Linked DNA regions of Homo sapiens: region 1 is linked to region 2. Evidence: chromatin contacts called from ENCODE Hi-C or POLR2A ChIA-PET data. All regions are on one chromosome and are shown on one strand. Each heading gives the region's core, a stretch centred on a gene start or an enhancer-like site at or near the end of the contact. The rest is flanking DNA. Distances are from core to core; before and after follow the strand shown. Region 1 overlaps HECA (hdc homolog, cell cycle regulator). Region 2 overlaps ECT2L (epithelial cell transforming 2 like).

What was found. Hi-C counts contacts between places; a loop is a spot of excess contacts on that map. ChIA-PET counts read pairs that join two places held with the same protein, here RNA polymerase II (POLR2A). Pooled maps may share reads with other maps.
Region 1: a pooled map shows a loop between it and region 2 (4-fold over the local background). The contact joins two enhancer-like sites. A Hi-C loop is called at or near these places in 1 of 37 single-sample maps with no recorded cell type and 3 of 50 pooled maps. POLR2A ChIA-PET finds 5 or more read pairs at or near these places in 2 of 52 experiments (H1 and activated T-cell).

What each region holds. Positions count from the first base shown.
Region 1 is chr6:139,159,869-139,166,224 of GRCh38, reverse strand. All of the region lies in intron 1 of HECA (hdc homolog, cell cycle regulator), which reads right to left. It also overlaps a transcript of TXLNB not described here. Among named protein-coding and RNA genes, the nearest start is that of HECA, 28 kb to the right of the region's middle. RefSeq lists an enhancer at 2,160-2,659. Within about 2 kb of position 4,149, at least 8 of the 41 ENCODE cell types and tissues checked have a DNase peak (open chromatin) inside an H3K27ac peak, as active enhancers do.
Region 2 is chr6:138,867,233-138,873,275 of GRCh38, reverse strand. It overlaps ECT2L (epithelial cell transforming 2 like), which reads right to left. Exons shown (of 22, transcript NM_001077706.3): 13 at 5,070-5,173. Among named protein-coding and RNA genes, the nearest start is that of ECT2L, 74 kb to the right of the region's middle. Within about 2 kb of position 3,760, at least 5 of the 41 ENCODE cell types and tissues checked have a DNase peak (open chromatin) inside an H3K27ac peak, as active enhancers do.

The sequences.
Region 1 (6,356 bases), core at 2,900-5,399, 290 kb before region 2:
GTACTTGCAACAGTATGGTATAAGGTTTTTCTAAGACATGAATATAATGAAAGGCAGTTCCAGGGTTCCTTTAAAGATGAATCACTCCAGTGAACCAGGGAATAATATGATGAAGCTACTTAACCAACCAGTCTGGTGGAATCTCTAAAAAGGACCTTCAACGCCCTTCATCCTGAGCTTTAGGTTGTCCTGAATACCAGAAAGCCGCTGGAACATAGACGGTCTCATACCGATTTCTCGTCTAAGGTGGTCTGACACCCAATGGCAGGGATATTGAATCAAACTAATTGTTGGTCTACACAAAATTACAAAGCCAGGCTGTGAAGGAAAAAACCAGAATTCTTCCAAAGCTACCAGGACAGGAAGTGGGAACAACATAGTTGTACTCTATCTTAAGTACATGTCCCACACATGTCCCACACTGTGCAAACAGCCAAGCCGGTTCCCAGAAAGGACAGAAAACATGGTGACAGAAAGTAGAATCCGCTAACCCAATTCTTAAGAAATAAACATGATTCATGGATATGGGAACTCCACTGATTCCTTACAGCTATTCAATGATAACTGAACATCTGAGCTTAGAATTTATTTCTAAAATGTCAAAAAGACATGATAGAGTCAGTAAAAAAAAAAAAAAAAAGTGGTTGCCACAGGGGGTGGGGGATGAGCAGGTGAAGCACAGAGGATTTTTAGGGAAGTGAATCTATTCCCGTGATACTATAATGGCAGATACACGTCATTATACATTTGTCAAAATCCACAGGATGTACAATACCAAAAGGGAACCCTAATGTCAACTATGAAATTAAATGACAATGATGTGTAAATGTAGGTTCATCAATTGTAACATATGTACCATTCTGTATTCACAGTGGGGGAGGCTGGAGGAGGGCAGGAGGTATATGGGAACACTCTATACCTCCAGTTTTTCTGTGAACTTAAATCTGCTCTAAAAAATAAAATCTGTTTTTTTAAAATGAGAAATAAAAGGACATGTATGTATAAGTCCTGGTTCCATGGGATACTAGCCGTGTAAAAGTGAACTGGTTATTTCATCTGTTTAATCTTCCATTTCCTCAACCATAAATGGGCATAATTGTAGTAGCTACCTTATAGAGATTTTTTGAAGATTAAATAAGAAATGCTTATAAAGAGTTTAGCACAGTACCTGGCACATAAAGGATCATTAATGTTGTTGCTGCTGTTCTTGTCGTTAGCTGACTGTGACACAGCTTGGGATATTTTTATTTACAAAAGAAGCTGTGTAATAAGGTGGCCAGAGGTGGAAGGGGCTAATGTAGAGATGGCAAAACTGACCAAATGTGGGGCCAAACTGGGAGACTGAGAGTCTCATAGTGCAGGACCAAGGAAGGAAACCTGTTGCCACAGGCCCAAAAGAGTGGCTGCCGGTTGTATGAGCGGTGGGGGGCGGTGGGGGGGAGGTTAGTGTGGCTTACAGGCTGGGATGACAAGGGTGCTTCAGGGAGTCACACAACTAACAGCCTTCCCCACTTGTGTCTTGGCATTTCTACAATTTTCAATACAATTCATCACTCCCTTACATTCTTGCTTGCATTTCCGTAGGATTTTATACCATGCAGTTCTTTTGCCTCCCAATCCCCAAAATAAGTACTCTCCAGGACCAGTGCTCAGCATTTCTCTCCTCATCCTCTAGGCAGAAGCTAAAAACTACATCGCCAATTCTTAATGAGGGCACTACTGGCATCTGGACAATTCTCTTCCTGTAATGCACTGGACAGCCCAGTCCAGCACACTACAGGAAGCAAACATCACTAGGCCTGAGCACTCAGTATCTGTAGCCCACCCACCCCACCTTCCCCATCATGATACCCCCAATGTTCATAACACTTTCAAAGGGCCCCTTTGGAGGGAAATACTACTCTCCCAATTGGGAACCACTGGGCTTGGTCATGAAGCAGTTTAGATTATGTGTATAGATGACAGAAGCTAAAGGCAGACTCCCAGGCTCAGAGTTCTGCTCTAGAAAGCTCCCCTGGTGGCAGCGTGGGGCACGGGACTGGAAGTAAGGAGGCCAGAGGGAGGGTGCTGTGGGTTGAGAAATAAGGAGTGCCTGTGCTTCAGGAGCAGTGTGAGAAGATGCTCAGAGAGAGAGAGAGAGAGAGTGTGTGTGTGTGTTTGTGTGTGTGTGTGTGTGAGAGTCCATGCTGACGGACAGCAATGTGGGAACAGCAGGACAGGGAAGATGGAAAAAGACTTAGGGCTGCCCTATTTAGGACCCACTGATTTAGAAGTGCCTGTGTACCACTGAGGTGGAGGAGACATGAATTTGACTGGAGCTCAAGAGAGCTAGAGCTGTGAATACAGATGTGGAGTCACTCACCCACAGATGAAGGTCAAATCCCTAGGACTAATGAGATGCCCAAGAAAAACGGGAGGAGTGGGCAGAGACCAGAGGCCAGGAAAAGAATCCTGGGATGCAAGGACTGGAACCAAGGCTGGAGGAGAAGATTCCCCTGCAGAGATTGGTAAGAAATGAACTCAGAATTTACTGAAAAACAAGTCAGGAGAGAATTATGTCCAGGCAGTCAGGGGACAGCGCAGTGGCTCACGCCTGTAATCCCAGCACTTTCGAAGGCCGTGGCGGGTGGATCACCTGAGGTCAGGAGTTCGATACTAGCCTGGCCAACATGATGAAACCCCATCTCTACTAAAAATACAAAAATTAGCTGGGTGTAGTGGCGCACACCTGTAATCCCAGCTACTCGGGAGGCTGAGGTGGGAGTATCACTTGAATTGGAAGACGAAGGTTGTAGTGAGTAGAGATTGTGCCACTGCACACCAGCCTGAGTGGCACAGTGAGACTCCCTTTAAAAAAAAAAAAAAAAAAAAAGAATGGAGAACTGCAAAATGTCCCAGAGCACCAGGTAACATCGGTGCTTCTCCACCTCTGCACTACAGACATTTGGGCTGGATCTCTGTTGTGGGAGCCATCCTGTAAGATGTCTAGCAGCTAGCAGCAACCTCACTGTCCATCCCGTAGAGGCCAGCCCCACTCAATGTCTCCAGGCACTGCCAGGTATCCCCTAGGGGGTAAAATCACCCCGAGTTAAGAATTCACTGGATGCAATAAACCTGAAAAGTCCCAGCCAAAATGAGCAGTGAGCCAGGCACTGTCTCCTCACGGAGAACAGCTCCAGCGGGAATGATGGAGGGCAGGTCAGAGGTAGACAGTGAGGTGAAAAGGCAGAAACAGGGAGACTCCAGGAAACTCTTTCCAGAGGGTAACTGTAGGGCAGGGAAAGAGCATGGGCAGGGTACAGAAGACAGCAGAGGCTGAGCCTTAACACCATGTTCATGAGCTCAGGGAATACAGGCCAAAACCTCACGACAGCTTAAAGACATATGAGAGGGAACAAACCATGTGACTCCTCTACTCAACAACCTTCCCAACCTTATCCCTGCACACTGAACCACAGACACAACATTCCACCAAATCAATCAGCAGAGGGTGGTGGCAATGTGGACCCATAAAGCCTATACAAATATTAGTTCTGTCATATGTTACAATTATCCCCTTCAGGTGTGGGATTCCAGGGCCTTGGCAAAATGGCCCTAAACCAATTTGTCTACCTCTATGTATTAATATTTGATCACCGTGGTTTCCCCTTAATCTTCATTTGTCCAAATCCCATTCAGCCACTGACAGCAATTCACAGTTCAGACTCTGCAACCAGACTGCCTGAGTTGGAATCCAGGCAGGACCATTTATGAGCTGCATGCTCTTGGACAACTTACTTAACTTCTCTTTGTGTCAGTTTCCTCTGTATAAAATGCAGAAAACAACAGAATGTACCTTAAATGGTTCAGAAGAATGAAATGAAAAAAACTATACACATGAAATGCTGAGAAAGCACCTGGCATCTAGTAAACTTCCTCCCCACTCCTACTGCTTCAAGGCCCACCTCTCTACATACCAATTTTACCAGGATTGCCCCCCTATCCTGACTCCAACCCTTCTCCTCCCCTCCCTGATGGTCTGGCCCCAATCTTACTTGAGTCCCTCATCATGGGGACTCTTCATAATCCCCACCAGCTGACGACTCAGGAGAGGAAGCCTCTTACTCATCTTAGTGTTTCCGGCACCACTGGGCCCAGGCTTTGTAAAACTCCAGTGCTGAAAAAAGTCGCATTAAAGATACTGGCTCACCAAACCCACACATGACAAGAGGAGCAGAAGTGAAAAAGAGAGCTGTAATCCTAGACAGTCAGACCTGGATGTACTGAAGCACAACAAAAAGAAGTAGAAGAGTGGTTTGAAACTGAGTAAATTCACCAGTCACCTGGGCTGTGACCTTTAGAGGCCTTTAAAATGTTAATTGGTCAATTATTAAGTGTAGTTGTTTTTATCTTGATCCTTCAGATGAAGAGCCTTGAAGTAAACGTCCCTGAAATGTAACCACAATAACCAAATTTTACTAACCCAAGACCAATAAAATCAAATTAGGTCAAAGGAAGATCTAACTAACATTTGCATTCACAATATTCCAACTGTAAATGTTGAGACTGACTTGATATTTCTTTGAAAAGTATTTTCACACTAAAGAAAGGTGGATTAAGAGAGGAAAAATTCTGTGTCTTTTCAAAAAGCAGCAAATATTTCATTTAACCAATACTGAGCACTTCCTACATGCCAGGTCTTGAGCTAAGAGCTCTAATGGTCTAACAGAAGTGCACACATGGAACACAGACAAGGTACCACAGCTGTGCCCCATCCCTGTCCCTTTAACAGTGTTTGTCATGTTCACAGCCATGCTCCACTGTTTCCTAACCAGAAAACCTCTTCCTTGTATGAAGAGCCCCCACTCCAACTTGCCAGCCCTGCTTGTTTATAGTCAGCCACTTTGATGTGGCCTTGTGGGTAGGCTTCAAAAACAAATACAAAGCCAAGAGCATGTTAAATACACCCAGTAATACACACAACAGACACTTCACCCTATGACACACCAGCAGGGTGAGGCTCCCAGGGAGACAGGCAAAATGGGGTAACAGGGTGGACCTCGGGAATAGTCAGAGGATGTCTGACAATGCTTTTGCTGAAGTGTGTTGGCCTCTAAACTCGGACATTATTTCCTTCAAGGCTCGGTTCAAACATACTTTCCTCCCTCATTAGCACCACCCCTGTCCCCGACACACACACACCACACACACACATTGTCCAAACTGGAAAAGCAGCAGGGAATAACAGAAGAGAGGTGTCTGATGCCAGGTCTGCTCCTGATTAGTTGTTTGACATTGAGCAGTTTTGTTTCCTCATCTGTAAAGTGGGGATAAAATGCTTGCCCTATTCAGCTCATGTACATGAAAACACTTTATAAATAGTAAAGTTTCATAAAAATGTTTGCTTATATGCTACCATAATTTTATACCGCTGTATTTCACTCCCCAGATAAATGCAAACTGCTCCAATGTTTTCTACTTTTTCCAATGTTTTGAACATGCCATACAGGTGTTTAGAAAATAAGTAAGTATGGCCAGGCACAGTGGCTCACGCCTGTAATTCCAGCACTTGGGAGGCTGAGGCCAGAGAATCACTTGCGGCCAGGAGTTAGAGAACAGCCTGGACAACATAGTGAGACTCCGTCTCCATGAAAATTTTAAAAAATTAGTTGGGCTCAGTGGCATGTGCCTATAGTCCCAGCTACTCAGGAGGCTGAGGTGGAAGGATCAAGTGAGTCGAGGAAATTGAGGCTGCAGTGAGCCTCGGCAATGAGTGAAACCTTGTCTCCAAACTAAAAACAGAACAGCAGTCCCACAAAGGCATAAATGGAATATAGATTGATCTGACACAATTAAATCTTCAACAGGAGAGATGGGAGAAGGGTATCATACACTTGTGCCACCAACTTCCCTTGGCGCATTAATCTAAACTGTGATAATCTAACAAGCAAAACAGAAAAATGCTCCTTTACACAGAGTTGGCATTGTTTAAAAAAGTATATAAACCTTCCAAGGCCTGTATTTTAGGTTCATCATCAAGTAGTCAGTACCCAGCTTCTATTTCTTCTGCTCAAGTTAAAATAAACAGGGTTCATGTGATTCTGGGCAAAAATCTCAGTTTCAAGTCTGGATAACAGGGTAGCTAGGCTGCAGTCACCTGGGCCAAGCCTATCCTGTCTCCCCAGCTTTCTTACCCTGCATCCTGCCCTCACTTGAGAACTCTGTGCTCCTTACCTATTGAAAGAGGAGGATCACACTGAATGCCCAATGAGCCCAAATCTCCTGACAACCTCATTCACTGAGGAGCCCCATAAACCGGACATTGCTATTTTCAGCTTTTAAACTATGAGTTAAATATTTTTATCCCCCTTAAAACA
Region 2 (6,043 bases), core at 2,511-5,010:
TCAAATGAGAATCTAATATGTATTTTTTTCTAATTCGATTTTTTTTAATCAAATTTCCAGGCATTAAGGAGTTTTGCATTTTTCCAGTTTTATTACAGGCAGACAATGTAGCAATAGAGGGCCTGATTTCCAGCAATGAGGAACTTTCAGCCCAAATTTCATGCATTATTTTATGAACATAATGAGCTGTTCGGATCAATAGCCAGTTGAAAAGACTTCATTCATTTTGAATTTTATTTGGCAGAGGAACTAGAGGAGAAAGTGCCTCAGAGGAACTGCTCCAAGTGATCATTCCCTTAGGTTTCAATGAGCCCAGAAATGGTTCTCACCAAGAGTTAGGTCTTTCACATGTGAGAGTGGCACTTCAGAGGAGGAAGCACCTTAGTTTGGTCCTTATTGCTTTCTTGCTCCAAAGAGGGGGTTTTCTGGGATCTGTATGCCTGGGTTTCGAGGTAATAGCTTCACCCTTAGGAATAAAGGTGGGTGAAAGAATCCAATAAGGATTCCAGGGAGTCAGGAATCAGCAGATGTTGAAAGGACTTTGGAAGAATTTGGAACCTGTGTAATGTGGTTATATGTTGATCATTCCCTTTAGTGAACCAAGGGAAAATGAGTGGTATTAGAGGCCTGGGTGCTGTTTTTCAGGTTTTCATAGGCTAAAGGATGGATGGAGACTATGTCCACCCTTTTGGGAGAATAATCTCCAAGAATTTCAAAGAGATGGTGGCTGGCATAATGAAATGAAAGCAGCAGCCTCTGAGAAGCAGAAAGAGGAGTCTGGACTAAATGCCCATCTGGCGTTCCCACCCTGGGGTTCCCATCCCAGCCCGTGCGTTCTGTTAACAGGTGCTAATCATGCTGCACCACCTATTTGTGTATCAGCCTCATCCTCCACAAAGGCAGGAACTGTCTTACTTTGCTGTCTAGTCCCAGGATTTAGCAGAAGGTCTAGCATGTGGTTAGCTGGTTAGCTCCTGCAAATATTTAGAGAATGGAACTAAAAAGATGAGGAATTGCCCTCTGCCTGAGAAGTTTCCTGAAAATACCGATTTGGGGGCAGGGCAGCCAGCAAGCAGGGCTTCAACCTGTAAAGGGCTTAGATATCCCTGGAAAGGCATTTAGACTCCTCTTGGGATGGCCAGGCGTGGTGGCTCAGGCCTGTAATCCCAGCACATTGGGAGGCTGAGACAGGAGGATGGCTTCAGCCCAGGAGTTCAAGGCTATGGTGAGCTATAATTGTGCCACTGTACCCCAGCATGGGGTGACAGAGCGAGGCCCCATCTCAAAAAAAAAAATTAAAAAATAAAATAAAGACTCCTGTCTCAGGGAGTTGCTTGTGTTTGGGAAGAATAAGCCACTTGGGCACTTTGTCGGGGAGGGGAGGATTAAAGTAAGGGTTGTGCTATGGTAACAGCAGAAGGGTAGGGTTTTTTGTTGTTGTTGTTTTGTTTTTTTTTGTTTGTTTGTTTTTGAGATAGGGTCTCACTCTATGGCCCAGGCTGGAGTGCAATGGCGCGATCTTGGCTCACTACAACCTCTACCTCCCTGGTTCAGCGATTCTCCTGCCTCAGCCTCCCAAGTAGCTGGAACTACAGGTGTGCCCCACCATGCCTGGCTAATTTTAGTATTTTTAGTAGAGACGGGGTCTCACCATGTTGGCCAGGCTGGTCTCAAATTCCTGGCCTCAAGTGATCCACCCACCTCTGCCTCCCAAAGGGCTGGGATTACAGACGTGAGCCACTGCGCCTGGCCAAGGATGGGTCTTAATGACGGCAGGCCGTGTGCTGCTGAGTTCATTTGGGGCAGCAGGCAGAGGGAATGCTGCCTCCAGCAGTTCTCTATGTCTGCTCCTGCCCTGCCCTGCACTGTCCTTTAAAGAAGCATTAACAAATACTTCCAGAATATCAGGTTAATAGGGCAACAAATGATTTGCCTGCTAGAGGTGCTCACAAGTCTCTTACTCCTAGCAGCCCTCCATGGTGAGATTATGTTAGGGACTGCCATCCTACGCCTTCAAACATCAAAGACAGGTGACTTTCCTATGGACATAAAATGGTTCTAAAACAGTATTTTCCCCTACATAGAAATCAGTTATGTGAACGACAATGTAATTCTCAGCATTTCTTGAATCCTGGTTATTTCATGTAAACAAGAATGCTTGGATTCCTAATATAGTACTGGCAAAATTATTCTTTTTGGCCTGATGAACTAGTTTTATTTATTTACGACAGAGTCTCACTCTGTCACCCAGGGTGGAGTAAAGTGGTGCGATCTTGGCTCACTGCAACCTCTGCTCACTGAACCTCCCCGGGTTCAAGCAAACCTTGGCTCACTGAACCCCCCTGGGTTCAAGTGATTCTCCTGCCTCAGCCTCCTGAGTAGCTGGGATTATAGGCATGCCACGATGCCCAGCTAATTTTTGTATTTTTAGTAGAGACGGGGTTTCACCATGTTGGCCAGGCTGGTCTCAAACTCCTGACCTCAAATGATCTGCCCGCCTGGGCCTCCCAAAGTGCTGGGATTGCAAGCGTGAGCCACCGCGCCCAGCCAGAACTCGCTTTAAACCCATTTTTTTCTTTAATGAATTTGAATCTCAACTAAGAAAAAAAAGAACTATTCTTAGTTTCACCTCCCTCAAAAAAAAATTCCCCTTAAGTTCTCTCAGGGCTCATAAATGTCAAAGCAAAATGCAAATTTCTACCTTTCTCCCCACAACCAAATAGTGTTACTCAAGTTAACATGTTGCAGTTTATGCTTTTAAGCGGCTTAAATGTTACTCATATTATGAAACTACAAAACACCCTATTTTAGTAATACTTCATGAAAATAAAATTCTTTGGAGAAATGACAAGTTAAAGCTTCCCAGTAGAGCTCATATAATGATTTATGAATTTCTTTATCACATGTGCCTAACTCTACAGAAAAGCAATGGCATAAAAATTCAGCAGCAACTTTACCTTCATGAATAAACTGAATGTTGTCTTTGGGTCACATTTTGTTGGAATAACATTTCCTTCAACATCTTTGATCTTTTTGCCACATTTCTTCAGCAGAAAATACGACAAAAATTCCAGAGGTTTGTCCTAAAGAATGCCCAACCCCCCCGCAAGAAAAATGCCCATTTAAAACATTCTTCTGAAATACAGATGTCAATACTGCAGCAGAAGAGAGAGCACACTTTTTAGCAGGGATTTCAGCTTTCTACCTAATTAATTGACATGTCCAGAAAACAGAGTGACTAGTGCTCAATTCAAGTCAGTACATGAGACTTTCTAGTTCATCTCATATTCCAGTTACCATATGTACTCTTGGTTCTCAACAATTTGTCACAATCCAGTTAAGACACCAAAATTTTATGGGAGGGTCTCTCAAGATCTTTGGAACCAAAGTGGCCCACACCAACCCCTTGGCCAAATGAGGAAACGGGACAGGAAGGATCTTGTTGTCTTTCAGGGGGAGGAAGAAGGCCTGGGAGAGAGGCTGCAGTAGCAGAATTGCTGGGAAAACATGCTGGGGCTCTCAAATTTGGTTCCCCTCAGGCTATAGGTTTGAGCACCATCCAAATTATATCATACATGGTTATTTTTAAATAATTAGGTGGAAATAAGTACACTGAACTGACACCAAGCATGCTGAGTAATCCTTCAGTGTTTTGGCAGACAGTGAGGGGGCACCTCTGTGAATATCCCTGCTCATTTTATCAGCAAGGCTCGCCAAAGGCCTTTCGTCATTGGGCTGCCTGAGCCTCACTGCAGAGCTGAGACTTCACAGGAGACAAACTACAGCTAATGCAGCTTCGCAGCCCCCACCCAGTGCAGGACAGCTACGCCCAGAAATGCCTGGTGCAGACCCAGGAAGCCACACTGAAACAGGAGCAGATACTCAATAATAAGGAGAGAGAGAATGTGTGCAGAGACAATGTTAAATTCACCCACAAAGCAGAATTATGATGGTGGAAGAGAAAGATTTGAGACTCTCCTTGAGAATTCCTTGGAAACTAGAGAATTTAGATTATTGAATATGTTAACAGCAGCCCTATCTCCATTCTATTCCCGACTCCCCTCAGAGGGAGAGCTGCACGTTGCCTTTTCTTTTCTTTTTCTTTTTTTGAGACAGAGTCTTGCTTTGTCACCCAGGCTGGAGTGCAATGGCACGATCCCAGCTCACTGCAACCTTCACCTCCTGGGTTCAAACAATTCCCTGGCCTCAGCCCCCTGAGCAGCTGGGATTACAGGTGCCCGCCACCATGCCCGGCTAGTTTTTGTATTTTTAGTAGAGACGGGGTTTCACCATGTTGGCCAGGCTGGTCTCCAACTCCTGATCTCAAATGATCCGCCTGCCTCGGCCTCCCAAAGTGCTGGGATTACAGGCATAAGCCACCACGCCTGGCCACATTGCATTTTCCTATAGCCATGCTGTCCTCTTTGGGGCTGGGAGAGCTGTCTGGAGACTGGCCTCTCCTCACTATTTTCTGAAATGTGGACTGGCTCCTTCTCACTGTTTTCTGAAGTGTAGACTGACCTTAATGAGAGAGAACCTTGGATCTGTGTCTGATGAAATTGTTTCTTTGGGTTTCTCCTACACCCATCCCCAGCCGAATTACTGATTTGCTTCTTTCCGTTCCGTTGTGTTCTCTTTCCCTTCCTCTCTCATCTAGCCCCTTTTCCCGTCATCTTTTCACATCTGGGTCACACTTTCTCAGATTTCTCCTGAAACTAGGAATTGGTTTCTCTGTTGAGTAAAGTTTATGTGAAATATAAAGCCACTAACATGTTTTATTAAAAAAAAAAAAAAGTCACTTCTGACTGAAATTAAGCACAAGACAGAAAACAGGGCACAATGTAATAAACTTTAAATAACCTAGAAGATTTTCCTACTTGTCTGTTTTGTGTACTTAACACATCTTGGGCCCAGAATCTCTTAGTGGCTATTTTTATAAACTGATGTAATTTCTCTGAGGAACTGTGCTCTGAAAGGGATAAACTGGTCAAAAAAATTAATAATAACTGCAAACAGAATTTATTTAAATGTTGGTTTTCATAGTTTACTTTCTTCAAAGAAACACTTACAGAATCTTCTTTTGACAACTCCATCAATCCATCTGCCAGAGCTTGCGCAGTATCTTGGTTGTTTAGAATGTTGGTCATACCCATGGTGTCAAACATAAACTGCCCTGTAAATACAAGGCCACATGCCCTGTAATTGATTTATGTAAGAAATGTGATTTAAAAACAACAACTCAGTCCTCACAGTTTCTTTTTTTTTTTTTTTTTTTTGAGACAGAATCTTACTCTGTTGCCCAGGCTGGGGTGCTGTGGCAAAATCATAGCTCACTGCAGCCTTGATCCAAGTGATCCTCCCACCTCAGCTTCTCAAGTAACTGGGACTATAGGCATGCACCACCATGCCTGCTTAATTTTTTAACTTTTATTTATTTATTTATTTTGAGATGGAGTCTCGCTCTTGTCACCCAGGCTGGAATGCAGTGGCGCAATCTGGGCTCACTGCAACCTCCGCCTCCTGGGTTCAAGCAATTCTCCTTCCTCAGCCTCCTGAGTAGCTAGGATTACAGGTGCCTGCCACCACGCCCAGCTAAATTTTTTTTTTTTTTTTTTTTTTTGTAGTTTTAGGAGAGACCGGGTTTCACCATGTTGGCCAGGCTGGTCTTGAACTCCTGACCTCAAGTGATCCTCCTGCCTTGGCCTCCCAAAGTGCTGGGATTACAGGCGTGAGCCACTGCAGCCAGCCAACTTTTTAACTTTTTGTAGAGATGGGGTCTTGCTGTGTTTCCCAGGCTGGTCTCAAACTCCTGGCCTCAAGCAATCTGCCCACCTCAGCCTCCCAAAGCATTGGGACTACAGACATGAGCCACCGTACTGGACCCACAGTTGTTTTTTTAGTGGATAAAAATGCAAAGAATAGCAGTAAAAATTCTATTATGCAATGAGGATTTCTACTATGATAAAATATAAAATGAACCAAAGTAATTTAAATGTCTAGTCTATAAAAAGTGCCCACTCCGGCAAAGCTGATATTGAATGAA